Linked DNA regions of Homo sapiens: region 2 is linked to region 1. A link is an interaction called in ENCODE POLR2A ChIA-PET data of the cell type or tissue named here. Cell type or tissue: Caco-2. All regions are shown on one strand. Links, peaks and the distances in the headings refer to the core of each region. The heading gives the core; the rest is flanking DNA. Region 1 holds the start of LOC107984649 (a long non-coding RNA gene). Region 2 has its middle 290 kb from the start of TRD-AS1.

What was found. Peaks named below come from ENCODE experiments on the same cell type or tissue, not always from the same donor. Only the 100,000 strongest peaks of a DNase experiment are listed, where the experiment ranks them.
Region 2: POLR2A ChIA-PET joins it to region 1 with 7 read pairs; 2 of 35 experiments call an interaction of 5 or more read pairs at or near these places.

The regions. Positions count from the first base shown.
Region 1 is chr14:22,285,463-22,302,002 of GRCh38, forward strand. It overlaps LOC107984649 (a long non-coding RNA gene), which reads right to left and starts at 5,271. Exons shown (of 3, transcript XR_001750634.2): 1 at 5,121-5,271; 2 at 4,290-4,343; 3 at 1,607-1,732. It also overlaps TRA. In Caco-2, for the core only: no CTCF peak of the experiment used is centred there; a DNase peak (open chromatin) is centred at 7,349.
Region 2 is chr14:22,181,693-22,198,232 of GRCh38, forward strand. It overlaps TRA, the pseudogene TRAV32 and the pseudogene TRAV33. Among named protein-coding and RNA genes, the nearest start is that of TRD-AS1, 290 kb to the right of the region's middle. In Caco-2, for the core only: no CTCF peak of the experiment used is centred there; no DNase peak of the experiment used is centred there.

The DNA.
Region 1 (16,540 bases), core at 4,861-9,860:
TATTGTATTTTTGAAATACACCTCATTTTACCCAATAACTTGAGGTTTTTTTTGTTTTTTTTTTTTGTTTTTTTTTTTTTCAGATGGAGTCTCACTCTGTCACCCAGGCTGGAGCACAGTGGTGCAATCTCAGCTCACTGCAACCTCCCACAGCCAGGTTCAGGTGATTCTCCTTCCTCAGCCTCCCAAGTAGCAGGGATTACAGGTGCGCACCACCATGCACAGCTAATTTTTGTATTTTTAGTGGGGGTTTCCTCATGTTGGCCAGGCTGGTCTCAGACTGCTGACCTCAAGTGATCCGCCCACCTCGGCCTCCTAAAGTGCTGGGTTTGCAGGCGTGAGCCTCTGTGCCCGGCCTAACTTGAGTTATTGATCGAGTAAATCAATGAATACAGTAAGCATGATAAGTACATTGTTTCCAAATTGGAGCTATAATAAGTAAAACTGTAATTTTAAAAAGATACTTGTACATAAAATAGTATGCAAGTAAGAGAGAGCCCAGATCAAAGTAACCGAAGCAAAACAAAACAAAACAAAAATCTGTTGGCTAATAAAACTGAAAAATCTGGGTTAACTACTTTAGGAAGGACTGACCAAATGCTCAAATAATGTCACCACAGCGTGTCTCTATCGTTTGGCTCTTGTTTATATTGGCTTTACTCTGAAGAAAGCTCAGGCCCACATGATGGCAAAGATGGCCGCCAGGAGCCTCAGACTTGTGTCCTACTGTGTTAGTTTCCTCCTGCTGCTGTAACAAATTATCACAAACATGGTGGCTTGAACAATATTACTTTATTATCCTACAGTTTGGGAGCTCATAAGTCTCACTGCACTAACACAAAGGTGTTGGCAGGGCTGTGTTCCTTCTATAGGCTCTAGGGGAGACTGAGTGAAATCCTGAGCATCCCTGGCTTCTAGAGGCTGCTGCGTGCCTTGGCTCATGGCCCTCTTCCATCTTCAAAACTAGAAATCGCAGCACTGTGACCTCTACCACCATTGTCTCATCTCCTGTCACCCTCATGGCCCTCCTGAGCCTTGATCCTTGAGATTACATTGAGATCCCCCACATATTCCAGAATAATCTTCCCATCTTAAGATTCTTGGTGAATCCCATTTTCTAAATCACATTTTCAAGGACATTTGCCACATAAAGTAACATATTCACAGGTTCTGAGGATAGGTGGTGGACATTCCTATAGACTGAATGTTTGCGTCCTCTCAAAATTTGTATGTTGAAGTCCTAATCCCCAAGGTCATGGTATTAAGTGGTAGGACCTCTGAAAGGTGATTAGGTCATGAGGGTGGAGTTCTCATGAGTGAGATTAGTGCTTTTATAAAAGAGGCCCCAGAGAGCTGCCTTGCTCTTTCCACCGTGTGAGAGCACAGCAAGAAGGTACCATCTATGAACCAGGAAATGGCCCTCACCAGACACTGAGTCTGCTGCTATCTTGATCTTAGATTTCCCAGCCTTAATTGTCAGAAATAAATGTTGGTTGTTAAAGCCACCCAGTCTATGGCATTTGGAGTATAACTGCCCCAGTGGATGAGAGAGACATCTTTGGAAAGCTACTTCTCTCCTTACCATACCTGCCAAATTAACAACTCCAGCAGAAGAAACAGGCTTCTTTTGTGATATTTCCAGAAAATATCCTGGACTGACTTTGCTTAGACTGATTTCTTCAGATTTGGGAAACAGGCAGAGGTGGTTCCTCAAGGCAAAGCCAAGATGCTACTAGAAGAGGAATGAATAAGGATACGTAAAAATAACAGATGACCCCAATGCTATTAATTTATTTCAAACTCCTTTTTGCCATCAGAAAGCAGTAATAAGCTCACATATCAATTCCAATAAAATAATTTTTTAAATCGCCCAAACTTACATTTCAACATAGCAAGCAAAAAGCAATGAATAAAATTGCTTCACCAAAATATAGAAGCTCTGTTGACCAGAAATTCAGCATAGACAGTTGTTCAAGATAATTTCAATGTGTTCAGCAGATAAAGGGACAAATAAGGACTCTTTAAGGGCAAATTTAGCTGAGGGATGTGTTAAATTGTATATTTGGCAGACTGAAACTAAAGAATAAAAAAAGAGACAGCTTGATATAACTTTCTATGCCAAACCCAATGTTATACTCTAAATCTAAAACTCCAGAAAAAGTTTGAAAGCAACAAATATGAAGTCAGGAAAATCATTCTAAATTACCAACTATTTAGGTATAATCTTGAGCATTTTAGCTGTAGATGAAAGTCCTATTTATTCATATAGATTCTCATATGCTATGAATAATAGTTCATTTGGATGTCTCTTTAAATCAAGGAGGGATAAAGACAGGAAGGAAGAAAGCTGGCAGGCAATAAGAGCCAAAGTAAAGATATTATTTTGATTAAAATATACTCATTGTTGAGGTATCCACAAATATTTGAGAACACATTGAAGAAGTAAGACAGGTCAGAAAATATAAGTATATGATCAGCACTTAGTGAAAACAGTTAAAGAGAAAGAAAGAGCAAAAGAAAAATTGCTTAAAGCAACATAGATATTCAAAGATAAGGAATTAAAGCTGAGATAAATGTGACAGAAATGGAAAGGAAGGAAAATGAAGTTATGAAACATTGGCAAAAATAGCTAAAGAATGCAGAATAAAATGTCCTAGAAAACATTTATCAAAGGGTTATATTTTATTAGCATTCAGTAGTCACAAGGCAAGAAATATGATAGCTATAAATAAATACATGAGAATGTTTAAGGTTTTATGATGATCATGGCTTTACTGTTCAATATATATTAAATAAACCACAAGTTATCTATAACACAGTTCTGAATAAAATTTAGGAAACGTAGAGTCAGGTACCTCAATATAGAAAAATACAGAAATAATTAACCATAATGCAGACAAAGTGACACCCAGTTGTAGAGAGCATTACAAGCATTGAAATATTCAGAATATTATTTGATTAAAAAAAAGCTCATGTAAAGATACCCTAAGCAATACCAAAGATACACACACACAAACACACACACACACACACACACACGACACATACATGCTATATATAGGAAGGAAGAAAGCTTCTTTATTGGGGACACAGTTTACATATTACCTCTTGTTTCTATGAGATGCTATAAGAAAAAATCTCTTAAGATTTACTACATGGGTAATATATTTATATAGTGTCTGTGTGTATGTATAGCAAACTCTTATATATATATATGGATATCTTACAGTCTTATAGACTTATATGAGAGTGACAGTAAAAGAGAGAGAGAGAGAGGAGTGTATACCTATTTCCTCTCAAAAAGGCCATATTCTGGCAACTCCCTTATTCCCCATTCCCTACTATGCAGTTTGATCTAGCCTTAGATTTCCCAGGAGGTTCTCTTCCAGAAAAGTGCCTGTAGCTATAAAATAATCTTCATCTTGGCTGTTTCAATGCAGGATTCCTATTGAGCCAATACCTTACCATTTTCTTTCCTTCGTGGAACTGTGCTTTGTCATAATGCAATAAGTTTTCTATGAAGTATATCATAAACAACAGTCCTACAGAATTCATCATTGGACATAATATAGCTTCTTTATTGGGGACACAGTTTACATATTACCTCATGTTCTATGAGATGCTATAAGAAAAATTTCTCTTAAGATTTCCTACATGGATAATTTGTACCTACACTTGTAGTTTGTTTTTATCATATGGATGAGGTAATTATCACAGGACTGATTGTTTTCCTTCTTTACATTGACTGCTAATAAGTTCAGAGCCAATGTTAGCTTAACTCCAACTATAGAGGCTGATTGCATATATTTTAATTCCAAATCTAATTCAAGGTTTATGTTCCTGCCCTTATTTTTTTCTTCTTGATTTTTGTATTTCTTTGCTGTTGTTTTTGTAGATTTTTCTGTGCCTTATACTTTTTTCAAAGATAATTAAAACAGTGTGTGAATTCAGTGGGGTGGATGAATGAATGAGGCAGAGAAAAAGGAAATTGACATGGTAGGATAACAAACTCACATAATATGTAGATACATATAAAAAGACACACAAAGAAAAAAATTTCTCTAATATATCTAATCTTCTTTATGAATGATCCCATCTACCAAATAGTCAAGAAACTTAAATTTTGTAAATTGCAATTAACAATGTCTCATTTTATTCAGGTTTAAAGAGTTCCTTTCACTTTAAATATTCAGTTCATTTAAGTTCAATTCCATGTTAGGGCTGATGTAAATTCTTTCTTAGATGACTCAGTCTCTTTAGGTGATATGTTTGGAATTCAACCACCTTACCCTTTTCTTTCCGTGATGAAATTTAGGTGATAAGGTGAGACAGTTGAGTGTCACCTGAGGCAAAAAAAAAAAAAAAAAAAAAATAGGCTTAAATCCATGCATTGCCTTCTGGATCTTTTGGTCTGAGCAGCTGAGCAGCCAATCTACTCTGTTCCCTGTGTAGGTACCTAGTTATATATGGATTTTCCTACCTGGACTTTTGGGATTATGTGTTGACACCACTGCTGAAGCCAATTGTTTCAGCCGCTTGACTCCATCTCAAAGACCCTCATCATGGGCACTTCTTTGTACTTAGCCCAGGACTTTGCCAGGCCACTAGCTCTCTCAATTCTCTGCATCTACTTCCTGGACCCCTGGGGACTTCTGTATTCCCTGCACCTGTAAACAGACCATGGGGATTCTAGAAAGTAGCCTCTGACTCATGTAGCCAAGCCTTGATTTTTCTCCAGCGCCATCTTCCCACGACTTAAGTAAGACTTCCCCCAGAGACATGCAGCCTGCCCCTAGAACACTGTGAGAGGTGCTCTACTACCCAGTACTCTTGTGCTGTTCCCATACTTATCTAAATGCTTCTAGCCTTTCCTAACCCAATCAGTGTCCGCCCATAGCAGACCAGGGGAAAGACCAGAGTCCTGACACCTAAGTTCCTTGTTCTGCCTCCATTTTTCTTTACCCTCTAGGACCCAAAAAACTGACCTCCCTCTCTGTCCTGCACCTTTCTGTCAAACTGATGTAAAACTCTATGATCAAGTCCAGCTGGTCTTACATATAATATGGTAAAGAATACAATAAATAATTAAGAAAAAGTGTTACACCTGAAAAAAACCTTACTTTTAAGGCAGTTCTCTTGTTAAGTAATCAAAGATCCAAATTTAGATGTCAGAGCTGAATATTAATGCTTTCTATTTCCATTCCTCTCAGAATAATCTAATCTCTCCCCACTCAAGACAGATAGATTCCTCAGAAGAATATAGATAAGGTTATGTATCTGAAAATATAAAGGAGAAAAGAATATTAATACATTTCAAAAATATAATCTCAATTACAAGTAGAGGGAGGAAATATTTTATATCACCAAGGGCACTCATTGGAAAATCACCATAGATATTTTCAAAGAAAATAAAAGACTTCCAAAATCAAAAGAAATTAAGAAAATGAAGAAAAGACAAGCCACAGACTGGGAGAAAATATTTGCAAAATGCATATGTATTTTTTAAGTGGTATCCAAAATGTGCAAAGTACTCTTAAAACTCAACAATAAGCCAGGCATGGTGGCTCACGCCTGTAATCCTAGCACTTTGGTAGGCCAAGGTAGGCAAATCACCTGAGATCAGGAGTTTGAGACCAGCCTGGCCAACATGGCGAAACCCTGTCTGTACTAAAAATAGAAAAATTATCCAGGCATGGTGGCGGGAGCCTGTAATCCCAGCTACTTGGGAGGCTGAGGCAGGAGAATCACTTGAACCTGGGAGGTGGAGGTTGCAGTGAGCCGAGATTGAGCCATTGCACTCCAGCCTAGGCAACAGAGCAAGACTCCGTCTCAAAAAATAAATAAATAAAATAAAATAAAACAATAAGAACATTTAAAACCCAATGAAAAAAATGGGCAAATATCTGAACAGACACCTCAGATCTGAACTATCTGAACTATCTGAACAGACTATAAACAAAGTATATAGATGGTAAAGAAGCACATGAAAAGATGCTTAACATCAAATATTACTAGGGACTTGCACATTAAAACAGTGAAATATCACTACCTGCCTATCAGAATGACTAAAATCCAAAACACTGAAACCATCAAATTTTGTGAGAATATGGAGCAACAGGAACCCTTATTCATTGCTGGTAGGAATGCCACTTTGGAAGATAGTTTGGCAGTTACTCATAAAACTAAACATTCTCTTACCATATGATTCAGCAATCATGCTCCTTAGTTTTAACTCAAGTGAGTTGAAAACTTCTGTCCCCATAAAAATCTGCATGAAAATGTTTGAAGTACCTTTATTTATAATTGCTAAATCTTGAAATCAACCAAGATGTCCTTCAACAGGTGAATCTATCGACAAAGTATGGTACATCCATACAATGAAATATTATTCAATGATAAAAAGACATGACCAGGCCGGGCGCAGTGGCTCATGTCTGTAATCCCAGCACTTCAGGAGGCCGAGGCAGGCAGATCACCTGCAGTCAGGAGTTCGAGATCACCCTGGGCAATACGGTGAAACTCTGTCTCTACCAAAAATACAAAATTAGCTGGGTGTGGTGGCACATGCCTGTAATCCTAGCTACTCAGGAGGCTGAGGCAGGAGAATCGCTTGAACGAGGATGTGGTGAGCCGAGATCATGCCATTGCACTCCAGCCTGGGCAACAAGAGTAAATCTCCATCTCACCAAAAAAAAAAAAAAAGACATGACCACAAAAAGACGTGGAGGAACTGTAACTGTATATTGCTAAGTGAAAGAAACCAATCTGAAAAGACTATATACTGTATCATTCCAACTATATAACATTCTGAACAAAAACAAAACTATGGGGAGTGTACACTGATCAAAGTCTAATGTAAATTATGGGCTTTAGTTAATAACAATATATTAATATTGGCTTATCAATTGTAACACAAGTATGACATTAATGTAAGATGTCAATAATAGGGGAAATGGGGAGGATGAGGGTTGAGGGGGTGTATAAGAGCTCTGTATTTCCACTCAGTAGTAATACATCCCATGCTAGTCTTAATCTTAAAAAGGAAAATATATTCTAGTTGCTGTATTTCACAATGCTATGATCATTCCTTGTCTTACTTAGTTCATTAAAGCTGCCATAACAATCATAGACTAGGTAGCTTACGAATTACAGAAATTTATTCTCAGAGTCTGGAGGCTGGGAAGCCCCAGGTGAAGACACCAATGGATTTGGTATCTGGTAAAGGCCCATTTCCTGGCTCATAGGTGACATTTTCTCATCATGTCCTCACATAGCGGAAGGACAAGGCAGCTCTCTGGAGCCTCATTTATAAAGGCACCAATCTCATTCATGAGGGCTTTGCCCTCATGACATAGTCACCGCCCAATGGCACCACCTCCTAATATCATCACTTTGGCAATTAGGTTTCAACATATGAATTCCAAGGGGGAAGACAAACATTAAGATTGCAGCAGTCCTTTCTTCTCTATCAAATCCTTGCTTATCCATCTAGATCCTCAGCAAATACAACTTAGACTATATAGCCCATAATGATCTACTTTGCTAATCAACTCACATACAACTTCTTGACTCTGCCATATGGGGGACTTTTTAAAACATTGACTTATATTTCTACTTAATCGTGTACAGGTTTATATGTGTCAATATTCAGAACTATGATTTACACACATAGAAACATATAAATTAAACCACCATCATCACTCCCAATCATACACACACATGTTCATATACAGCATCCAATAAAGCATCCTATTCAAATTTGGTAATAAATAAATATTTACTTCTTGAAAGATCAACTGGCTAAAGAAAATAATGTATTCCGATTCATCCACTTTCCCAAAGGAGGGTTCTACACAACAATCACTAGTGTGTGCCTTTGGTCACACTTTTAAGTAACAGTAAGCAATGAAAAAACAAATAGAAAATGCCAGGCTGCTCTCATTTGCACTCCTGCTTCATGTAAATGCTTTCAATTATTCATCTAGCAAACCACACACACATTGCAAATGCCTAAAATTTCCTTTTGCCAATTAGAGGTAAACGCAGTCCCCAATTTCTATCCATAGAAGAATTAAAGCAATTCTATTTGCATCCAATGTAACCAAAAGTTGCCTTTCTCAAAAGATACCTATGTGGCCTCAATAATCCAGACAAAAGGCTCACTCTCTCAGTGTGGCTGCTGTACTTCTTGCCTCTTGTCTGTATAATCTACTGAAATTAGGTACCACAGCACTTTCTCTCCAACAAATCCATGGAAAGTAGGAAAACATGTTGAACTACTCCAGGACTCCCAAATTCAGGTTGAAATTTTCTTTCAACATAGAAGTAGAAACTTCTGGTGAAAGATGGTAATAGCTCAGCAGGAAGTCAGCACAAACCTCTAAAGGCAAAGCAGGAGGCCGGAGTCCTCCCCTCTCTCCCTCCCTCATAAGGAGCCCTGCTCTGGAGACTTCCATGGGGACAAGAGAGAAGAAATCGTTTTGCTGCTCAGATCCTAGGATTGAGTGACATAGGAATGGAGGGCCCAAAAATTTGAGTAAAATTCCTAGACTTGGTTTCTGAAACTATCCTGACTCTAAGATTAAGCAACTTCTCTTCTTAAATTTCTTCTTATAAATCTCTCCTTGGGGAACGTTCCTGGGTGGATAAAACCTATGGAAGAGGGGAAACAGAGTTGTGGAGATTAAAGTTAAAATAAAAAAAAGTCTTTTTGTTTTGTTTTGTTTAATCCTATTTTCTCATTATTTATCTGAGGTAATCAAGATCCAGAGAAGTCCCTCCCTTGCCCTACATGGGATAGCAGGGGGTTCCGCAAGGATTCTGTCCTCGCACTGACTCCCACTCCCAGTCTGTGTCTGCTTTTCATACCAAACACTAAATATGTTATTAAACAGGAGAATAAAAGTTGTGAATATCACCCTGGCCTAGACAGAAACACACAATATATACAATACCATACTATAACAGATATTCTACTAGATATGAGAGAGCCAATACAGGCTAATGAAGAAACAAGAGGAAAAGATGAAAAAAATGACATCTAGAGGTATTCGTAAAATAAAAATCTAATAGGTAAGTAGGCATGAGTTAATCTGATCTTTCCTCTACCCCAAATTATTTTTCTGCCCCACCGTCTAGGCTAGAATGTCTACTTCCTGCTTCTGTGCCTATAGTCATCTTAGTCTTTGTCTAAGAACTTGGTCAAACCAGAACCTTTAGGTATTGTGACTCCATCAGTTAATCCCTATGGATATTTTGCTTCTTAGTAACATTCTGGGATAACATTTGTAGACTGCTTTGGTTATTAACAAAACCAACAACATGGAGCTTTAATGCACTCTCTAACTTGAGTTCTTTGTCTTGTCTCTTTTACAGCTGCGTTTTCTCTGTGACACCAGGAATCAGCATTTCCATTCAAATACAGCAAACTTTAAACCGCTTTTTGACAGGAGGAAACACTTTCTGCCTAATGAAGGGGATGAAGCAGGTAACCCAGAGAGTATCTGCCACACAGGCCTCCTCTACAGTAGCTCAGAATTGCACTGTTTGATTATTTCTTACACGTGGCATCTGCAAATTCAGAAAGGTGAGTGATGTCAGATCTAAAGGTCCCTTCTTCCATCTTGGTTCATTCAAATTCAGGTCTAAGAGGAAACATTGAAGAAGCTATCTGAATTTCAACAGGACTGATTACTTTCCACCAAAGGCTGTAGGAGACACAGATTTAAAGAGTGACTAGGGGGTTAAACATAAACATATATTGACAGTAATTCCTGCATTGTCATCAAAGTGTGCTCATGTTTGTAGGCCAACTCTTAGTGGTATTCAGACATTGGAAAACTGTAAAACCTTCATGCATTTTTAAGATGACTTCTAAAATATTTTATTATTAGTTTAAATGTTTAAATAGCTACAAAGGTTGTAAATTCCACTGTAATATAAACATTGACATTTTCAAATAAAACTCAGAATAGCTTTTAAACATATCCAGTGAAACCTTAATACCAAAGTGATTTGATACCCATCAACACCCAGTTAAAATTCACAACAAGCTCTTCATTGACAATTGAAGACCTTATATTGCTCTTTTCTTTCCTTGGAATCATATTTCCATTCAACTTCTCCTGCAGAACTTAATTTTAGTATATTTTTGTTTAAAGGCTTTTGTTGATCACCCAAAATGCCTGCAACAAAATCACGTAAAAAATTGAAATTGCTTTTAAATTTTCTCTGACCATACTGCTCTAATTGCTAAAAATTATCTTTCTAGATTGAGTTATAAATATAATTATTGTTGATGTACCTTTTATTAAAACAACAAAAATATATTTCAATTTTAGTTTTAAACTTACAGGCGAAAATTTTTTGGAAATGCATTTCTTAAGAAAATCACTGGGGTCGGCCCGGCGCAGTGGCTCATGCCTGTAATCCCAGCACTTTGGGAGGCCAAGGCGGGTGGATCACGAGGTCGGGCGATTGAGACCATCCTGGCTAACACGGTGAAACCCCGTCTCTACTAAAAATACAAAAAATTAGTCGAGCGTGGTTGCACGCGCCTGTATTCCCAGCTACTCGGGAAGCTGAGGCAGGAGAACGGCGTGAACCTGGGAGGCGGAGCTTGCAGTGAGCCATGATCGCGCCACTGCACTCTGGCCTGGGCGACAGAGCGAGACACTGTCTCAAAAAAAAAAAAAAAAAAGAAAGTGACTGGGGTCATATTTACGGTTAATTAAAGGAGGCTTCCTTGACACCAATAAATTGTCCCTTTGTTTAATGTTCCAGGGGTGTTTAAACTGCAGGGCAATGCTGCAAAAGGAGATTCCGTCTTGAATAAGGTTGGGGAAGAGCAATTATGAAATTTGAGACGGGAAACAAGAACCACAGTCAAGCTCTTGAACAGATCACTTTTAGGAAAGGTTACATACAGAAGTTGAAGATCTGGAAATTGATTCCCTTAAAATACATAACTGTTGCCTAGTTTGAAAAATCACTGCATTAGATTGCTCTCCACATTACTGATTTCATTCTCAGCCAGACTTCATGAAGTGGTGAGGTTTGAGGAAAATCAGCAAGAGATTTTAATGACAGAGCCTTGAGTTTCAGTAAACCTGATAAATTTCCTAAAACTTATTTGACATTTCTGGCTTGAAAGAATAGCTCCTGATGAATTAGAAAATTATGGGAGATTGAGTTCTTGCATGACACAAAGTCATTTAAACATATATCTTTATCTTGGGAAAGACAGTTTAAATGTCATGGCCATTTATTAATAATATTGTGAAAAAAAGTTATCCCAATCCTGGAAAAAAGAAAAATGATGATTGCTAGTCTTTTTTTTTCTCTATCTGCAAGAGCATTTTCAAGTAAGCAATTATCTGGCATTCTTGGGGATCGTAACTTTGTTGTCAGAGCATATTTACCTAGCAATCCATAACTGAGAAAAGGCTCACATAGTTTACATTCCTGTGGGTTGGAGGTTAACCTACAGAAATGGAAGAGTTTTGCGTTCATAGCCTGGAAAAAAAAATTAACCCCAGATTATCGTGTCAACCCTAATAGCATTTTATTTTGCTATCTATATAGTTGTATCTTTTTCCTGTAAACATTTGTGGAATTAGCTTTTTTTAGTTAATGATTAAGAATAGTAACAAAATGTGAACCCAGGCTCACTCCCTATTTGTATTAGTATTTTGTTTTTTAGCACATTTAAGGCCATCCTGGCACTAAATCAGAAAACTACTTCCTGATACCTAAACTATAAAATCCTGGTTTCATATACATCTGAATTAGGCAAAAACATAGCTGGCTATTATTTATTTAATTTGATGTCTTAACATGTAAAGATTTTCTTTTCAGAAGAAATCTAATGGACCAGATGTCCTGAAACACTCTTAATTATTTTTCAGTAGTACGAACATAGCCATGAAGGCAAAGGAAGGTAGATGATCAATTCATGTTAAGAGTTTCAAATTCCATGGACTAATTTATATCTTTCTCCACAGCCACCTGGCACATTCTGCCTTTGAACAGATGCTTTACAAAAACATAATCTGTGGACATGGAGATCTTGCATAAAGCAAATTCTCTCTGATCCACAGCTTCACTGAGGGGTTTCAGTTTTCTAGGCCAGAGTGACTGCTGGAGATGAAGAGATTCTATCAAACGTCAGTGTAAAATTGTCTCTTACTTAAAATGCCCTCATTGATCTTATCCTGATACCCTTACTACAGAAGTTTATCATGACTCATCTAGGAGATACCAGAGAGTTCACTAGCCAATTCAAGAGCATGACTTCTCAAAATTCTCCATGTTTTCCTCTTTCCTTCCTAGCTAATCCCACTTTCTCCTGCCTTTGAAGGCTATAGCTTCTCTGCCAATTTCTTGAATTATGGGGTTCCTAAGCCCTCTTCTATGTTATCCACAGATTCTAGGCAATCTTACTGGCTCCTGAGCCTCGAATACCATTTAACTGCTCTAGACTGACAAACCTGTATCTCTAGCCAAGACTCTCCTTGGCACAGACACACTATTGGGCTCCCTATCTCATCACCCCATAGGTCCACCTTCTCTGTGTCCCCATCCTAGTAAACGAAGCCATCAGTGCCTCCAACATGTTCTCTTCAGTCTAGCCAGAGTTATTATTTAAAAATACAAGTGCAATCTGTTTGCTCTCTTGCTTAAAACTAATCAGTGACTTCCAGTTTCCCAAAGGATGGAATCCCAAATCATTACTAAGGCTCACAAAGCCTTTCTTTCTCTAGCTTATTGCTCTGGTTTCATCTTTCATCTTTATTCTTCACCCATCTTGCACTCTGTGCTTAATATCTCCTGTTTGCTTCCAGGTCCTCTCTCCATCCTTCCACACCCTGCTTTGTGCCCCAGGTGACTGACCTATAGGGATTATACCAATAAGCTATCTTGTCTTTTGGTTTCCAGTAGGTTTTTGCCCAAGGGCAGTACCCACAGAGAACAGAAAAAATGAGGAAAGTAAGGTCAGGCTATATATTCCCCCAACTTCCTCCCTTCCCACATACTGACATTAACCCACAATCAGCTCCTTACGGTGGCCTCTCCAAATAGCCTGTCTTTCTCCAGGTTTTGGTAATCACTCCCTCCTTTCCATTCAAGGCCTGGAGTGATGCTAGTCCCAGGTTGTAGCACTATCTCTTATATGTTCCCTGCTCACTGCTTGTATTTTTATAACTAGTGTCATGTTTCTCAAATTACACAATTTCAGTATGCCATAAGTTTCCTACCAGAACCCAGATTGATACTGTCTGCTTTCAAATCCTAAAAGGTGTCAACTATGGCTTAAATGTTCCTTATTTCGGGAGGCCTTTTCTAGCCGTCTTGACTTGGATGTAACCGCCTGCTAAACCTCCTACAGCACCCTGTCCATCTCCTGACAGAACATCCTTCACACTTAGCAGCAATCATTGAATGAGTATTAGTGTCGCCTTCTCTAAACAACAAACAAACTGTGTCAGAAAAATATAAAGCAAAATTTGTAGGAAATATAAAAATAACTTGATAACATATTCATTATGGGACACCTTAATATCTTTTTCTCAGAGAGAGAAAGAGAGAGAGGATGATGGAAAAAACTTTATATTAAACATATAGCTACAGAATATTTACAAAAAAATGAGCATATAATATGACTCAAAAAATGGGAATCATATAAGCCACATTGTCTGAACCTAATGCAATAAAGCTAGAAACTAATAATTAAAAGATAGCAAATAAATGAGTAGAAAGAGAACCACTTATAATATTCTAAAACATTTTCAGGTCAAAGAACTAAGAGTTAAAATTACACGTCACTAAAAATGAACCCTAATAATGGTACTACATAAAAAAACTATATATTTGTTCAAAGCAATATTCACAAGAAAATGCATCCATCTATTAATAAAAAGTAAAACAAAGGAGCCAAATCTGGCAATTCAAGAAATAAAAAAGAAATGAGCAAAATAAGCCAAAACAGAGAAGGGGAAAGTTTAATGATAAAAGCAGGAATTAATTTAAATGCAAAGCAATAATTAGAATGTACAAATAAAGGCAATATTTCTAGGAAAACTGATAATAAAAAAGAAAACACAAATGTGCAATGTTAAGAACGCGAAAGGTGCTATAACCCCACAAAAAAAAGCAATTTTTCAAATCACTGGTTAATGCCTTGTATACATAGATCTTGATGAAATTGGTGGTGTTTAGAAATATATAACTTTTTAATTTAAACTTCTCTACTTTCTAAAAATTTATACTATTTTACAATTCCAAAGTCAACATCAAATTGTAAAGAAAAAAATCCTGAATTCTGCCTCTTCTTCCTTCTTCACATACGCAGCAAATAAATGCTACACATATACCAACTACTATGTCTCGACTCTCCTATGTTTTCATCATTAAAGAAAAAAACATATTGCATTCCTACTATATGCCAATCATTGCACTACACACTGGGAAATCAAAAATGACTATGAGAAATTCCCTGCTTTCAAGGAGTTCATAGTCTAGTGCGAGAAACAGACAGATGTGCACACTGATTATAATACTATGTGGTACCTGTGATAATGCATAATAATGATAGATGTCTTTACTGAGTTTCTGCTAAGTGTCAAACACCTTCCATTCAGCTGAGATCTTGTCCTTTCCTCCAACTCTTACCCGGGCATTTTCACATAATAGCTCGTTATCATCTCAATTTCAAAACACTTTTTGTACTCAGATGCTTCTCCAATTTCCCAGTTTCTGTAAATGGCACCACAACATTTCCTTATTCAGGCTTGAACCTTTTGAGTTTATAGTCAGGTACCAATGCTTGTCAGTTTTTCCTTTGAAGTGCTATTGAATGTATATTTTGTTTAGAATTCCCATGACTACCACCTTATTCAAGTCCTTAGATTGTTCCCACCAAGTTGAAAGGGGTGTCCTCCTTCCTCTTCATTATTGAAGTCTCTTTCTTGCTCTTCTCCCCTATCCTACCAGCTCCCAACCACCCTCTGACCCTCTGCACCACTGCCACACCTTTCTTTTTAAGATATCTTTTCATCATATCCCTCCACTATTCACAATCTTACAACAGTTTCTATTTTCTCATGAATATAAGCCCTTTGAAGTAGCTTTCAGTGACTTCCATTATCTCCTCCTCATTTCACCAATTTATCCTCATTCCCAGACACTATTACCCAGACTCTGTTTTCTCTGTTAGCTGGACCATTCTTCACACTTTCTCAAAGACATGTCATCCTCACTCCTACCTCTCTATATTTCCTGAAATAGCCTTTAGTGCGTGCTCTCTCTCTCTCTATCTAAACATTATGTGTTTTTTAGGCCTTAGCTCCTCCAAAGAGATTGTACTAAATTCCCATAGCCTTTCATAATTTCCCTCTCTTTTGACCTCACGTACAGCATACACAAAAAAAATGCACCCAATGCTATGCTACTGTACAAAGCAGTGTACTGCTTTGCACTGTTAACTTTAACTCTATGTGCATTATTTTAATCTTTCTAACTATCTTACAACTCCATTAAAACCAAGACTAGATACTGTGGAATTATTTAATACCCCCACCCACCTCATCATTTATCACATTACTTGATACTTGGTGAGTACTTGCTGGGTACATTTGAATGTAATGTCTTTTATTTCTTAATGTCTTTCATTTTCTCAAGTGTTGTTAAAGGCAAAAAGCAATGTTGGATGGTTTTATCAGTTATGCAGAGTTCATGCAGGAAAAGAGATTTCAGTGGGACCTTGCTTAAGACAATAGAGAATTTAGTTTAGGATTTAACAGGTCTAGAAATTAATGTAGAAAGCTGTCCCACAAAGATCTATTATCCAGAATATGTAAGGAACCTAAACAATTGAACAAGCAAAAAACAAATAACTCCATTTAAAAATGGGCAAAAGACCTGAACAGACATTTCTCAAAAGAATACACGCAAGCGGCCAACCAACATATGAAAAAATGCTCCACATCACTAATCAACAGAGAACTGCAAATCAAAACCACGATGAGATATCATCTCACACCAGTCAGAATGGCTACTATTAAAAAGTCAAAAAACAACAGATGCTTTCAAGGCTGTGGAAAGAAGGGAAAACTTACACACTGTTGATGGGAAGGTAAATTAGTTCAGCCACTGTGAAAAGTAGTTTGGAGATCTCGCAAAGAACTTAAAACACAACTACTATTCAACCCAGCAATCCCATTATGGGGTAGATATCCAAAAGAAATCAAATAGTTCTACCCCCAAAAGACACATATACTCCCATGTTTATTGCAGCACTATCTACAATAGCAAAGAAATGGAATCAACTTAGGTGCCCAGCGATGGTGAATTGGATTTTAAAAATGTGGTACATGTACACCATGTCATACTATGTAGTCATAAAAAAGAACAAAACCATGTCCTTTGCAGCAGAGTGAATGCAGCTGGAGGCCATTATCCTAAGCAAATTAATGCAGGGACAGAAAAACAAATACCCTGTGTTCTCACTTAGAAGTGGGAGCTAAATATTGGGTAAACATGG
Region 2 (16,540 bases), core at 6,943-11,942, 100 kb before region 1:
TACACTATGAAAGTATATTGGAAAGGATATGACAAAGAATATGCTGCTAAAATCCCTGAAACTCGTTAACACTTAAAAGTGGTTGATTTCAATAATAAATTTCAGGCATCTCAGGAACTGATTTCCTCAAAAGTATGATTTATAGCCATCTGATTGTGAAGGCATGAACATCCTCATTCTTTGACATTAAAGGAGAAACTTGGCAATTAGAGGGAGATGCATGGGCTTGATTCTAGTCAGTAAATGGTTCAGGCAGAGACAATGACATTAATCTGGGGCTTTTTATATTGGAAAACACAAGCCAAGAAAGAAGGTGCAAATATCTTTGCCATAATAATGCTGGTGTTATGATTTCACAAGAAGTAGGTGTGAATATGTTTTACTAATGAAAAAAATGCATTCATTCCTCAGATAGACTACAATGATTGGACTATCAAAGGAAAATTAGCTTTTTAAATACTAAGTTGTGTGTTTTCATGTACACGTATACACAAGTCCTGGCTGTAGCTTTACTGATACAGAGAAAACAAACTGAAATTGAAGCACTGACAATTTTCACCTACCCTCTACCTTTTTCATGGCAGCAGAGCTCACCGTGTCTTGCAAAGTTGTTAATAGCTCAAGCAAACAAAGACCCCATTGATATCCAATATATGTGCAAGATCCCATTGATATCCAATATATTAAAAAGGGACTTTGATCTGAGCTTTATTATCCTGTAGAATGGAGTGCTAATGTCTTGAAGTACAATGGAGCTAGTATACCAAATATCATGAGCTTAAGAACCAATAGAGAGGGAAAAAATGAGACAAGGAAACAAAAATTTTGATGTGTGATGGATTCTATTGGTCTATCCATTGAAGCCTTGCTATATCAAGATACCTTTTAAATTTATACTGTTCAGAACGCATATTGAAACTGTCAGTAAAAAAGATCTCTCTACTCTTCCAACAGAGTCCATTGTATATTTGGTACAAAAATAAAACATCTAAGGTTGTATTCCATTCTTTTGAATGGAAGCTCAGATTAAAGTCCCTTTTAATGTCTTGCACATATATTAGATATCAATGGGATCTTTCTGCCAGCCAGCAGATAATTCCCCAATGCAGATGAAACCTGTTTTAAATAGTACTTCTACTTCAGAAACTAGTTACTAAAAATCTCTTTGGGAAAAAGTCAGGCACATAATTGTGATGTGTGATGGATTTCCTTGTCTCCCAATTTTTTCTCTCCTTGGTTCTTAAACCGATGACATTTAGTATACCAGCTCCATGGTACTTCAGGACCATGTACATCAATCCTCTCTACAGGATAATAAAGCTCAGATTAAAGTCTTTTTAAATGTCTTGCACATATATCAGATATCAGTGGGATCTTTCTGCCAGTTAGCAGATAATTCCTCAATGTGGATGAAACCTGTTTTAAATAGCACTTCTACTTGAGCCTGAGAGGCGGAGGTTGCAGTGAGCTGAGATCACACCACTACACTCCAGTCTGGGTGACGGAGTGAGACTCAGTCTCAAAAAAATAAAAAATATATAGCACTCCTACTTCAGAAAGTAGTTATTAAAATCTCTTTGGGACAAAACTAGGCACACTGCTCTGAATACTTCATGAAATAATAATTTTTCCAACGCCTTTCTGAGCCAGGTGTTCCTGGTGTTACTAGAATGTTGGTCAGTTCTGCACAAATTTACCTAATTTACATCCTAAGATGCTCTACCTTTTCTTTGCAATAGCCATCAATTATGCCCCAATTTTTTAAAATAAATCTATTGATAATATCATGGAACTGGATGAGGAATTCTAATATTAAGTCTGCATGCCAATTCGTCCAATTACTCAGTAGAGGAAAGCCTTCCAATTGAACTTCATTGTGTGCCTGCTTTTGTGCTTCTTTTATTTAAGCATTTTGAATATATGAGACTACTTTAGCCCTTCTATTCCATTCTCATTTCCTTTTCATCCAGTTAAACTTATTGAGAGCCTAAAATAGAAAATTCAACACAGGCAGTCCTAAATTTCCAAAAGAAGATTTGCAACTAATGGTAGAACAAAGAAGCAACAAATTTTTTTTTGGACAGTTTTACATTATTGCCTGGGCTGGAGTGCAATGGCACAATCTTGGCTCACTGCAACCTCCACCTCCCGGGTTCAAGCGATTCTCCTGCCTCAGCCTCCCAAGTAGCTGGGATTACAGGCACCCGCCACCACTCCTGGCTTATTTTTTGTATTTTTTAGCAGAGATGGGGTTTCACTATGTTGGCCAGGCTGGTCTCAAACTCCTGACCTTGTGATCTGCCCACCTTGGCCTCCCAAAGTGCTGGGATTACAGGCGTGAGCCACTGCGCGCAGCTGGAAGAAACAATCTTTATAATGTTTCTTAGGAACACCATCTGGGCTGGGCATGGTGGCTCACCTGTAATCCCAGCCCTTTAGGAGGCTGAGGTGGGTGGATCACTTGAGGTCAGGAGTTCGAAACCAGCCTGGCCAATATGGCGAAACCCCATCTCTACTAAAAAGAAAATAAAAAAATTAGCCAGGTGCAGTGGTGCATGCCTGTAATCCCAGCTACTTGGCAGGCTGAGGCAGGAGAATCGATTGAACCCGGGAAGTGGAGGTTGCGGTGAGCCAAGATCATGCTACTTCACTCCATCCACCCTGGGCAACAGACCAAAACTCCATTAAAAAAAAAAACAAAACAAAACACCACCATCTGTAAGACATGGTTGACCAGAAACAGAATAATGCAAGGTTGGCCAACATAGCCAAACTCTTCTAAGCCATGAGCTCTGCCTCTGTCTCATTGATTGGTGCCTAGCTGCTAGAGTTCAGTGATAAAAGTGAAATCAAAGGCTGTACATTATTTATTTTCTTTGACTATGAGTTTATCTTTCCTGCCAGATCCAAAATGACTAATAAAATGAGAGATACAGTCAGTCTAGACTCGAACCAGGAAGAGTCTCTAAAATCCAAATGAGTAACTCTAATGGTCTCTCTGAAGACTCTGCACTGTTGCTTCTTTAAAGATAAACATTAAAATAGAAACCCGCATCTCTAATAAAATATTTGTCTTTCCCAGACTTTCTTGAGAGTGAGTCTGGAGTGACCATTTTGTGGTAACAGATCATCATTTGGGGTTATTATTTAAGCACCAGTTCCCTCATATTTGTGCTGTCAGTCACTTCCTCAAAGCTTCCCATTCAGTATGTTTTAACTTAAGACTCAGAAGGACACATTGATGATAAGAAGTTTCTCAGTGGGTCTGAAGCTTAGCTCCAACACTGCTTGTCTTAGAATAGAGACTTTATCTTACTAGGACACCAAAGAAGACTGTTACTACATGGCATGAATATCTGCTTCTTCTTTATTTAAAAAAAAAAAGTGCAGAAGGCATCAATGGATAACATTCTCTATGTTTTCATTTGAGTCTAGTAGTTTTCTGTTCTTACTTTGTACTGTCAGGCTTTTTTTCCCCTTATATCTACCTTAAACCCTATAAAGAACTACTACAGATCAGAAACTTTAAATGCAAGATCTGTAACTTAATCACCAGAAATATAAACCAGAAATATGACTTTCTACTAATTTCCTACTTGTGAAGTAAGATGTTCTAAGGGATAGGCAGACATGCCAGCTCTCCTTCTAAAGACAGAATGTGTGTTATACACGTGGCCTTGGCAATTAGAGGTCTGTACACAGGATGGCAGCACTTCATTTTCACATGCAGAGAAATGGAATGTTCAACTCTGTTGGGCAGAGCATAGCTTGTCTCCTATTGGCTTATAGCCAGGTTAAGAAAGAGCAAGAATACACTGAGAATAGAATATGTTCTCCTTCCCAGATAGTATAGATCATTGATGATTCTAATGGCAAGAAGAATGGAAAAGTCCCTGGGAGCTTTATTCAAATTCAGCTGAAGCGTAAGTGCAGGGCTTCTGGAGGGGTCCATCACAAGTCTGGGGAAGGAGGGGGATTCATTTTAGTTCTCCCCTGGTTTTCTGCTGATACTCTGCAAAGAAAACGTACATTCGGAAAATGACCCAGTAACCCATTTTCCTTGTTTCAACGGTGATGACTGGCCAAGAAAAGGATGTGATACAGAGTTATTCAAATCTAAATGTCTAGGAGAGAGAAATGGCCGTTATTAATGACAGTTATACAGATGGAGCTTTGAATTATTTCTGTTGGTACAAGAAGAAAACGGGGAAGGCCCTAATATCTTAATGGAGATTCATTCAAATGTGGATAGAAAACAGGACAGAAGGCTCACTGTACTGTTGAATAAAAATGCTAAACATGTCTCCCTGCATATTACAGCCACCCAACCAGGAGACTCATTCCTGTACTTCTGTGCAGTGAGAACACAGAACTCTTCAGGCACCTGCAACCTGTACTCAAACCTGCAACTGGGAGTCCAGTCACATTCTTTGTCTTTGAACGGGTTTTGGGTTAGAATGGTTTACCATAATGTGCTTGTTTCTAAATTGAAATGAATGCAGAAATCTAATAATTGTGATTACAAAATCATTACGTTTAAAGTAACTCAAAATGAGCTGGTATACTTTGTACTAACTCCAATGTATTCGAGAGGAGAAGTAGTGTTGTTTTAAATAGATATGTAAATAATAAAGATAACCTCATTGGAATATCTGAGGTTGTTTCATTGAGATCCTACACTTCCATAATAAAACAAGGACACCTAAAACTCTTCTGGGTGGCAATCTGCTGGCCTTCAGAAAAAAAAAGAAGATTCATTTTTGAAAAAATTTTAAAATTTTTAAATCATCATATTTTAAAATCATCACACACTCATTATTTATTATAAGTATTTTCATTCCAGGTGTGTCTGCATATGCCCTAATTCATAGCAACTTAACATATCAAGTATATTTATCATATAACATTTATGTCCATTCTCCTCTGGACATCCACCTTCATAGTACGGGTATTCAGTCATAAAAGTTACAATTCAAATAGCCACCAGAAGAATTCCTGCAAAGATTTTTGTCTTGCAACTGTTCTACATTCAGAAAATATTTACCAACTGCCTACTCTGTGCCAGACATTGTTCTTGGTGTTGAGGATTGAGCAGGATGAACAGAAAGACATGACAAAATTTAATTGTATTCTGCTTCTCTCCTCCAATGGATGTCTGCTCACCAGAAATTAACTGGGGAAACATTTTGATGACAGTGTATATCCAGGGATCAATGACACCACCTAGGAGTTTTAGGATTTTGCCCAAATTCACCAATTCCTTCATACCTCATAGGTCTGTATGTACAGTAGCAACAGTGTGATCTTTCTCTTTTTTCCAATGTTCCTTCAAGAAAGGAAGATAATAGTTATTTTAGTCAAACTGTTCAAAATAGAGAAAAAAACCTACCAACTCCCTCATGAGGCAAAAAACATAAACAAAATCTGTAGAGTTAAGAGTAGTGAGGCTGGGCACTGTGGCTCATGCCTTTAATCCTACCACTTTGGGAGGCCGAGGCGGGTAGATCACTTGAGGTCAGGAGTTCGAGACCAAACTTCCCAACATGGTGCAACCCCATCTCTACTGAAAATATAAAAATTAGCTGGGCGTAGTGGTGTGGACCTGTAATCTCAGCTACTCAGGAGGCTGAGGCAGGAGAATCGCTTGACTCTGGAAGGCAGAGGTTGCAGTGAGCCGAGATCCTGCCTCTGCACTCCAGACTGGGTGACAGTGCAAGATTCCATCTCAAAAAAAAAAAAGAGAAAGTATTTTTCATATAAATTATTCTCGGATTTTTGAATAAGTAATAAGTATACATGGTATAAAATAAAAATTATACAAAAAGATATATAGTGAAAAGTAACTTTTCTCTTTACCTCTATCCCCACTATCCCCAACAGCCTAGTATAACCACTGTTACACTGAAATTTTCTTTGAACATTATACATATATACATATATATGATGTGTATATATATATATGTATATATAAAAATGATGTATGTATATATGCTTGTGGGTATATATATAACATATATATTAATGTAGCATACCATCCACACTGTTCTGTTACCATGCTTTCTTACTTAAACTATATCATGGGAAACCATCATTGTCAGTACATGAAGACAGCTACCTTATTATTTTTAATCTAAATTTTCAAACACACACAAACTAGGAAGAATTGTATAATGAACTCCTTTGTATCTTTCATTCAGCTTTAACAACCATCAACTGGCTATCTCCTTCTCTTTAAAGTTTCAAATTTTGCCATTGTGTGACTATACCACATTTTATTTAGTCAATCTCTTGTTGATGGACACAGATTGTGTTCAAATTATTAGTTTTGTTTGTATTGTAGCATAGTTTAGTAAGGTACACAGATCTCAAGAGTACAGTTCAATGAGTTCTGACAAATGTATATGCCATACAACCATCACTGAAACTAAAATATAGAACATTTCCCATAATCCTGAAAACTCTCTCATGTTTCCCCCCCAGACAACACTTCCACTAAAGTAAGAATTGTTCTTATTTACATAAAACCATAGAATAGTTCTGTTTATTCTATTTTGATAAATTGAGATATAATTCACATAGCATAAAATCCATGCTTTTGAAGTATACCATTCAGTTATTTTTAATATCATCACAAATCTGTGCAACCATCACAACTAATTCCTAAACTTTATCATCACTCGCCAAAAAAAAAAAAAATCATACCTATTATAAGTCACTCTCATCCCCTCCTCAGCACATCTGCCCCTAACAACGCCTTAATCTGCTTTCTGTCTCTATGGCCTATCCTAGATATTTCATACATATGGAATTGTACAATATGTGACCTATCATGTCACGTATTGTATGATTCACATATTCACATATTTTACTGGCTTTTTCACTTACCATAATAATTTCAAGGCTGAACATTTGTGACCAAGTTTTTGTGTGGACATACGTTTTTAGTATTTGGGGTATTATGCATAAAAATGGAATTGTGGGTCATATGGTAATTTTATGTTTAACTTTCTGAGGAACTGCCAAACTATTTTTCAATGTGGCTTCACTACTTTACATTACTGTCAGCAGTAAGGGAGGATTCCAATTTTTCCACATTCTCATTTGTTATTGTCCGTCTTTTTAATTAGACCCATCTTAGTAGGCATAAAGTAGTATCCCTCTGTGGTTTTCACTTGCAATTCCCTAATGACTAATAAGGCTAAGCCTATCTTCATGTGCTTAATGGCCATTTGTGTACCTGCTTTAGAAAATGTCTGCTCAAGTATTTGGGCTGTTTTTAATTGGGTTGTCTTCTTATTGTTGAGTTGTAAGAATTCTTTATATGTTCTGGATACTAGACTTTTATGAGACATATGATTGGCAAATAGATGCTCCCATTCTATAGATTATGTTTTTTTTTTTTGCTTTCTTAATAGTGTTTTTTGAAGCAGAAGTGTTCTAAATTTTAATGAAGTCTAATTTATCTATTTTTTCTTTAGTTGCTGGTGCTTTATATGTCATATTTTTAAAAACATTGCCTAATCCAAGGTCACAGATAGTTATATCTATGTTTTCTAAGAGTTTCATAGTTTCAGTTTGTACATTGAGGTTATTGCTCCACTTCAAGTTAATTTTTGAATATGGTGAGAAGTAGGGATGAAAGTTCATTCTTTTGCATGTGAATAATAAGACATTTGGAGTCCCCAACCAAAAGAAAGCTGGGTAGCTATACTAATATCAGATAAAATTGACATTAAACCAGGAATTATTACTAGAGACACAGAGCAACACATCAAAATGATTGAGTACGATCTACCCAGAACAAATTCTATTTTTATATATACCTAATGGCGTAGCTTCAAAATATATCAAACATAAATCAGTAGAGTTGACCAGTAGAATTAAATTGGTAGAATTTATTGATTAAAAGATCAATAAATAATTATACAACCATCATGTCAGGCATTAACACACATCTCTCAGTAGAAAAGTATTGAAATTATGACCAACACAACTAATATCCTTTACCTCACATACATAGATTGAATACTTTACCTCAAAAGAACAGATTACACAAGGAATATTTAGCAAAATTGACTATATTCTGAAACATAAAGTAAGCCTTAATCAATTTCAAAGAACTTAAATCATTCAGAATAGTCATAGTCTCTGACCATATGGTATTAAGCAAAAATTCAATAACAAAATGATTATTAAACTTTATTCCTGTACCTTGCTAGATATAAGGTTAATTTTTCAAATGTATTGCCACAGAAAACACCAAGACAAAACAGAGATTTGGGGTAGGGTAGATTTTTCAGTCTCTGAATAGAGCAATGTAACATACTACTTGCACACTTTATTTCCTGTTTGGGGGCAGAAACACTGAACTTCTCCAGGGACTTTGCACTCAGGCACTCAGAGAAGCATTTTGTTTCCAGGCTTGAGTGAGGAAGCAAATTTCAACCATAAGAAGAAATTCTACCATGCTCTGCCCTGGCCTGCTGTGGGCATTCGTGGTCCCCTTTGGCTTCAGTACCTATGGGCGGCCCCAAACATGGGACTGCAGCTTCCTCGAGAGCTGGGCTGCACAAATTGGAACTGGTGGAGTATTAAGTAAGAGGTAAGGGAAGTGGGGAAATGAAACACTATTTAATTATTTTCTTTGTCCTTTTGCCATAAATTAATCTAGTCCTCATGACCCATCTGAGACATTTAAGGGAACCAACTCTGTTTTCTCCTTTTTCCCATAGGATCCAGCATGGCTCAGAAAGTAACCCAAGTTCAGACCACAGTAACTAGGCAGAAAGGAGTAGCTGTGACCTTGGACTGCATGTTTGAAACCAGATAGAATTCGTACACTTTATACTGGTACAAGCAACAAGCAACCTCCCAGTGAAGAGATGGTTTTCCTTATTCATCAGGGTTATTCTAAGTCAAATGCAAAGCCTGTGAACTTTGAAAAAAAGAAAAAGTTCATCAACCTCACCATCAATTCCTTAAAACTGACTCAGCCAAGTACTTCTGTGCTCTCAGGAATCCCACAGAAGTAGAAATGACAGTGGAAGATAAACAAAAACCTTAGCACTCCATAAAGGAAGCCACCTGCTCAGGAGCTTAGGGAAAATACATGAAGCACAGACAGGAAGAAGGCACATTAGTGGCACAGTTGAGACCTTATAATGTAAACATTCCTCTGTAAAAAAAAAGTTTCCTTATTGAGTTTATATATAAAGCAGCATTCTTTCTTGCGATTTCCAACTATTACGTTTCTATCTTGGGTTAAAGTAAATCACAAAGTGTATTAGTCAGGGTTCTCTAGAGAGACAGAACTAATAGGAGAGTTGTATGTATGAAGGGGAGTTTATTAAGGAGTATTGACTCACACAATCGAAAGGTGAAGTCTCACATTAGGCCGTCTGCAAGCTGAGGAGCAACGAAGATAGTCGGAGTCCCAAAACCTCAAAAGTAGGGAAGCCGACAGTGCAGCCTTCCATTTGCGGTCAAAGGTCCGAGAGCTCCTGGCAAACCACTGCTGTAAGCCCAAGAGTCCAAAAGCTGAAGAACTTGGAGCCTGATGTTTGAGGGCAAGAAGCATCTGGCATGGGAGAAAGATGAAGGATGGAAGACTTAACCCGTCAAGTCCTTCCACATTCCTCTGCCTGCTTTTATCCTAGTTGAGTTGGCAACTGATTAGATGGTGCCCACCCAGATTAAGGGTGGGTCAGCCTCTCCCAGTGCAGACTCAACTATTAATTTCCTTTGGCAACACCCTCACAGACACACCCAGGAACAATACTTTGCATCCTTCAATCCAATCAAGTTGACACTCACTATTAACCATCATACAAAGTGCTTTTTAAAATCGTTGCTGAACAATAAGATTAAATGAACCTATGTATTTCATGAAATTCAGAAGCAGTTTGCTGATTCTCATCTTAAACTGTTGAATTTCCAGATTTGAAGTAGCACTATAAACCATTTTATCTTCCAATCTCATGTTGATTTTAGCAGTTTTTATAAATATTATCATTTTATTTATTTATATATTTTATATATAAACAAATTTCATAAATACATAAATTTACTTTTATGTATTTTAATATATAAATACATGGTTTTTATTGTATTCAGATAGATAAGAAGGCAATTAATGTTTTGAAAGAAATGGATGACCAAAAGAAGCTTTGACTAAAACAAACTATGATTGTTAGAGATAGAAAATAATTCTTGGGTGCTTCATAAGCCCAGCAGAAGGTGGGCTGAGAAACCAATTTATCCACCAAGGCAGGCATATTCCTTAATATGTGGTCAAAGGAGATAAGAGAAAAAGAATATTCCAGAGGACTGAGCCAGAGAATGTAAAAAACAATGGGCAAAATAACTCCCTGCATAGAGTGCAGTCAGAATCTCATCAAAGCAGGGTAGGGGTCTTCATAATAATCCAAAATGAACTAGGTATGTGCAGAAAATAATTAACAGTTTTTGTAACACACTGAGATTTTGGAGTTGATTATTGTAGCAGGATAACCTAGTTACTCAACTTATCTAAATACAGAGAAAAAATGAGAAAATGTTTTCCCAATTTATTTTACAAGGCCAGCATGATTTTGATACTAAACCTGAATAAAGAAATATTTTTTAAAAAATTATTATGGGATAATCTCACTAAATGAACATAAATTCAAAAATTCTAAACAAACTATTAGTAAAAAGAATTAGCAGTTATAAAAAAGAATAACATATCACAACCAAGTTGGGTTTTATATAATCTTTATATAACATCTTAAATGAATTAAAGTAATAATTCTCATTAATAAAAACATGATTTAATAATCTCAACAGTTACACAAAAGTTTTTAATACAAAGTAAATATTCATTCATAATAAAGAGATAAATTTATGGCAAATTAGGAATAGAAAAAAAAGTCCTCATTCTGCTAAATTATATGTATTACAACAAAGCAGACATAAAACTTAATGAAAAATGTTGAATGCTTTATTTCAAGAAAGCCAAAAAAACGCTATCCCTATTAAAAAAGTATACTGAAGGTCCTAACCAATATTTAAGAAAAATAAAGAAATAAAAGTTTTAATAATTAGAAACAAGACTATAAATATTAGCCACAGATGGCATGACTGTGATATATACAATTCCAAATCATTTGCAAATATATATTACATTACTGAGTTTAGCTATGTAGTATTAAAAATTACATTTTATATGAAAGCAATCAGAAATTTTAAATGAACCTTTAAAAAGTGTCCTTAAAATAGGTGGGGTGAACTGGGGGTGGAGGGTTACGCCTGTAATCCCAGCACTTTGGGAGGCCGAGGTGGGTGGATCACGTGAGGTCAGGAATTCAAGACCAGCCTGGCCAACATGGTGAAATCCCATCTCTACTAAAATTACAAAAATTAGCCAGGCATGATGGCCCATGACTGTAATTCTAGCCACTCAGGAGGCTGAAGCAGGAGAATCTCTTGAAGCTGGGAGGCGGAGGCCACAGTGAGCCGAGATTATGCCACTGCACTCCAGCCTGGGCGACAGATCGAGACTCGTCTCAAAAAATAAAAATAAAAAAATAGGTGGGGATGACTAATGGGTACAAAAAAACTGCAAAGAACTAATAGGACCTATCATTTGATAGCACAACAGCGTGTCTATAGTTAATAATAATTTAATTGTACATTTTAAAATCACTAAAAGAGTACAGTTAGATTATTTGTAACACAAAAGATAAATGCTTGAGGGGATGGATACCTCGTTCTCCATGATGTAAACTTTTTTTTTTTTAAGAAAGTCTCACTGCGTCACCCAGGCTGGAGTGCAGTGGTGCGACCTTGGCTCACTGCAACCTCCGCCTCCCAGATTCAAGTGATTCTGGTGCCTGTCTCCTGAGTAGCTGAGATTACAGGCAAGTGCCACCATGCCCGGGTAATTTTTGCATTTTTAGTAGAGACAGGGTTTCGTCATGTTGGCTAGACTGGTCTTGAACTCTGACCTCAAGTGATCCTCCCGCCTCAGCCTCCCAAAGTGCTAGGATTACAGGCGTGAGCCACATGCCTGGCCTCTATGATGTAATTATGCATTGCATGCCTGTATCAAGACATCTCATGTGCCTCATAAATATATACACCTACAATCTACCCACAAAAATTAAAAATTAAAAAATGTAACATGTATATATCCTTAAAATAGCATAAAAATACAAAATACTTAAAAATAAATTTTAAAAGATATTTGCAAGGCCTCAAGACAAAAGGCTATAAAACATTAAAAAACGAAATTAAAGATCTAAAGAAATGGGAGAATTCATCATGTTCATGAATTAGAAGATTTACAATGCAAAGGCATCAATTCTCGCATATTTGGTAAATACATTCAATGAAATCCCCATCAGTATCAAGAGTGTGTGTATATACAAGTAGATTCTAAAATATATAGTTTTTAAAAGTCAGTAATACTCAAAGCACTCCGAGAGAAGAAGAGCAATAGGAGGACTTCCTGTCCCTGACAATAAGCCTATGAAATTTAAAATATGGTATGGAGGAACAGGAACACACTCAGTTACAGATCTCGTCAGCTGTGTGTGTTCCTTTTTCCTCTCATATCCACTCTCCACCTTTCTCTTCCTTGCTGTTTGTCTCACGAGGCTGACCTGAATGAACCGCATCAACAAGGCTCCCGTGCCCTCTGGGTTCTAGTGGATTTTTGCCAGTGAGGTGCCCTTTGCCAAAATCTGAAAAAGGTAGCAGAGTAAGGTCAGGGTGTTTGTTCCTTGGTTCTCCTCCTGAGGAATCTCTTCTAGTGGCAAACATCATTTGTTCAAAGATCACAGCTCCTTTCAACTTGGCTCTCTCCACACACCCATCTCCATTCAGGTTTTGATATTCCTCTCTGCCCTCTGGACATAGGGATAGTAAAACTCCACTGGCCTAAAGATAATAAAATTAAAATGCAGATATTTCTCAAAAATCTCATAGAGAAAGAAGTCTGAGGATTCAGGTAAATGGGAATGTGGTAATGGAATTATCTGATGCAATTTAATCAGATGCCTGCTAACCATACTCCCTGGGAATCCCAGAGGACCCTTCTTTCACCAAGGAATCAGGAAATTCATCATTGAGTGGGTCACCAGAATTCTTAAAATATTTCTTGGAGGCCATCCAACCTCTATACAGTGAAGGCAATGGGGACGGGGTGGGCACATTGCCATGTAATTTGCTTTCCTGGATTTCAGTGGGTGTGACTGGATCCTGTTGCGATAGGTAGTGGAGTTTAACAGATAGAGACAAAGATAGAGTTTAACAGATAGAGAAAGAGTATTAATCAGAGTCTTTTAACATTCAGAGATTTTTGGAGAAAGCTAATTAATCATAGAATACCTAGGAAGGAAAGACAGAATCAGCTTCCTGAGGCTCTACTTTATATTATCTAGATTTTTTGAGGAAAAAAATATAGTTTTAGTAGCTATAATGGAGATTAATAGGCCCTTAATCAATCCCAATTGAGAGGCCTAAAACATCTGAACTGAGGGAATGGTTGCATCCATTTGAGAAAGATTATGCCAGACAATATCAAGCATTGGCAAGGATATGGAACAACTGAAGCTCTTATATATTTATTATGTTGGCGCTAGGAATGTAAAATTGTGCCACCACTTTGAAAAATGGTTTAGCAATTTTTATAAAGTTAAGCATGCATATACTGTATGATCTAATAATTTGCACCCATAGATTGTTAACCAGAAGAAATAAAAAATATATATTCACAGAAGTATTTATGCAGAATGTATTTGTGAATAGAAAATATTCACATAATATTGTTTATTTCTTTTGGATAAATATTCAGAGGTGCTTTATTCATTATAGGTCATAACTGGAAAAAAATAAATAGGAATGAGCAATTTATATATACAATAACATGGATGCATTTTAAAAACATTACATGGAGAAAAATGTCAGATGAAAAGAGTTTATACTGTTTGTATCCATTAATTTGAAACTCGAGGAACAGCAAATTTAATCCATATTGAGAGAAAACAGATCAGTGGTTGTCTGGATTCTGCAGTTGGGGAACCCAGACAACCACTGATTGACAGGTAGAGAACACAGAGGAACAATTTAGGGTGAAATAATTGTTCTGTGTCTTGATTTATACAACAGTTACATGTTCTATAAATATTTCAAAACTCACCATATTTCAAAGCACTTAAAATGGGTTCATTTTACTGCATGTAATTCATACCTCAATAATGTTGATTTTTTTAAAAGAAATAATAAATATTGCTACATGCCAACCAAAATGTCTAAAATTAAAAAAGAAAGACAGAGCTAAGTAATGAAGAGAATTTGAATCTACTCAAACAAGTAAGAGTGTAAATTGATACCAATACTTAGGAAAATTGTTTAACACTAATTTCTCAATTTGAATCATAACTGATGAAAATTATTTTTTAAAAAGCCAAAGTCTGGGAAATCGTCCTAAGGGCATACCAAAAATGGAGAAGCATTTATTCAAGAAAATCTACTGAATCTACTAAATGTCAGCAAACAAAAATAAATAAGATGTGATATATATGTATACACACACACATATAATAGAATATTATTCAGCCTAAAAAGGCTGTTTTTATGGATACAGGTTCCTTTTTGGGATGAGGAAAATGTTCTAAAATTGATTGTGGTGATGGCTGCACAACTCTGTGAATATACTGAAAAACATTGAGTTGTACACTTTAAATGGGTGAATTACATGGTATGTAAATTGTATCTTAATGAAGCTGTTACATAAAAATAAAAAAGCAAAGCAAAAGGTACCACAATATTTATTGTTCTTTTCTAGACTCAGTCTGGATTCTCCATACCATTTGAATATTGCAGTAATGAACACTATATGTTTGACTTTTGTATAATATAACTAGATAACATAGAGACATCTACATTTCATATTTCTTTTCACAATCCCAATTTTTTAAACCTATATATTTATACCAGTACTGAATTATTAGTGTCATTTTTAATCTGACACATATATAACATGACACAGTGAACAGCTGTCAAATTAAGTGTCACTATATGGCTATTGTGTCATATATGGTCATATTCTAATAACCAGTCTTTATGTATTATAGATTTGTGAATTTTTCTTTTTTGGAGGATGGAGAATAAGGTTTGGTGTGCTATTTGAATTTTGCTCACAGATCTAATCTGGCATTTTCACTTTTACTTTTAGATAGTTTTGTTCAATTTGTTTTCAAAAAAATTAGAAGCTTTTTGGGGGAACAATTGCAAGAGTCATTCCATATAATTTCTCCCAATAATGTTATGAGTAAATAAAAATTAATATATTCACCCAACAAATTAAGTTCTCAATCTGTGCCAAATCCTATGCTATACAATGAGTAACATGAGCTTTGGGAACTGCCTTCAAACATGTGAAGAACCAGATACCACAGAAAACAAAAGGAATACATTAATTGAGAAAACATCACATAAATAATTTTGGGGGGGGCTTCCTTTATTTTATTTTATTAAAAAAATTTTAAATAGGTTTTTGGGGAACAGGTGCTGTTTGGTTACATGAATAAGTTCTTTAGTGGTGATTTCTGAGATTTTGGTGCACCCATCACCCAAGCAGTGTTCACTGTACCCAATGTGTTGTCTTTTATCCTTCACCACTCCCACACCTTCCCCCGAGTCCTCAAAGTCCAATGTACCATTCTCATGCCTTTGTGTCTTAGAGTTTAGCTCCCACATATGAGTGAGAATGTACGATGCTTGGTTTTCCATTCCTGAGCTACTTCATGATATGGTTTGGCTGTGTCCCCATCAAATTCTCATTTTGAATTTCCATGTCTTGTGGGAGAGACCTGGTGGGAGGTAATTGAATGATGCGGGCAGGGCTTTCCCATGCTGTTCTCATGATAGTAAATAAGTCTCATAAGATCTGATGGTTTTAAAAGGTGTTCCCCTGCACAAGCTGTCTCATTTTTTGCCTGCCACCATCCATGCAAGATGTGACTTGCTCTTCCTTGCCTTCTGCCATGATTGTGAGACTTCCCCAGCCAGGTGAAACTGTAAGTCCAATTAAACCTCTTTCTTTTGTAAATTGCCCAGTCTCTGGTATGTCTTTATCAGCAGCATGAAAATGGGCTAACATAGCATATTGGTACCAGCAGAGTGGAGCATTGAAGAAAAGATGCTTGAAAATGTGGAAGTGACCTTGGAACTGGGTAACAGGTGCAGGCTGGAACAGTTTGGAGGGCTCAGAAGAAGACAGGAAAATGTGGGAAAGTTTGGAGCTTCCTAGAGACTTGTTAAATGGCTTTGACAAACATGCTGATAGTGATGTAAACAATATCATCTTCCAGGATAAGGTGGTCTCAGGTGGAGATAAGGAACTTGCTTGGAACTAGAGCAAAGGTGACTTTGTCATGTTTTAGCAAAGAGACTGTTGGCATTTTGCCCCTGCCCTGGAGATTTGTGGAACATTGAACTTGAGAGAGATGATTTACAGTATCTGGCAGAAGAAATTCCTAAGCACCAAAGCATTCAA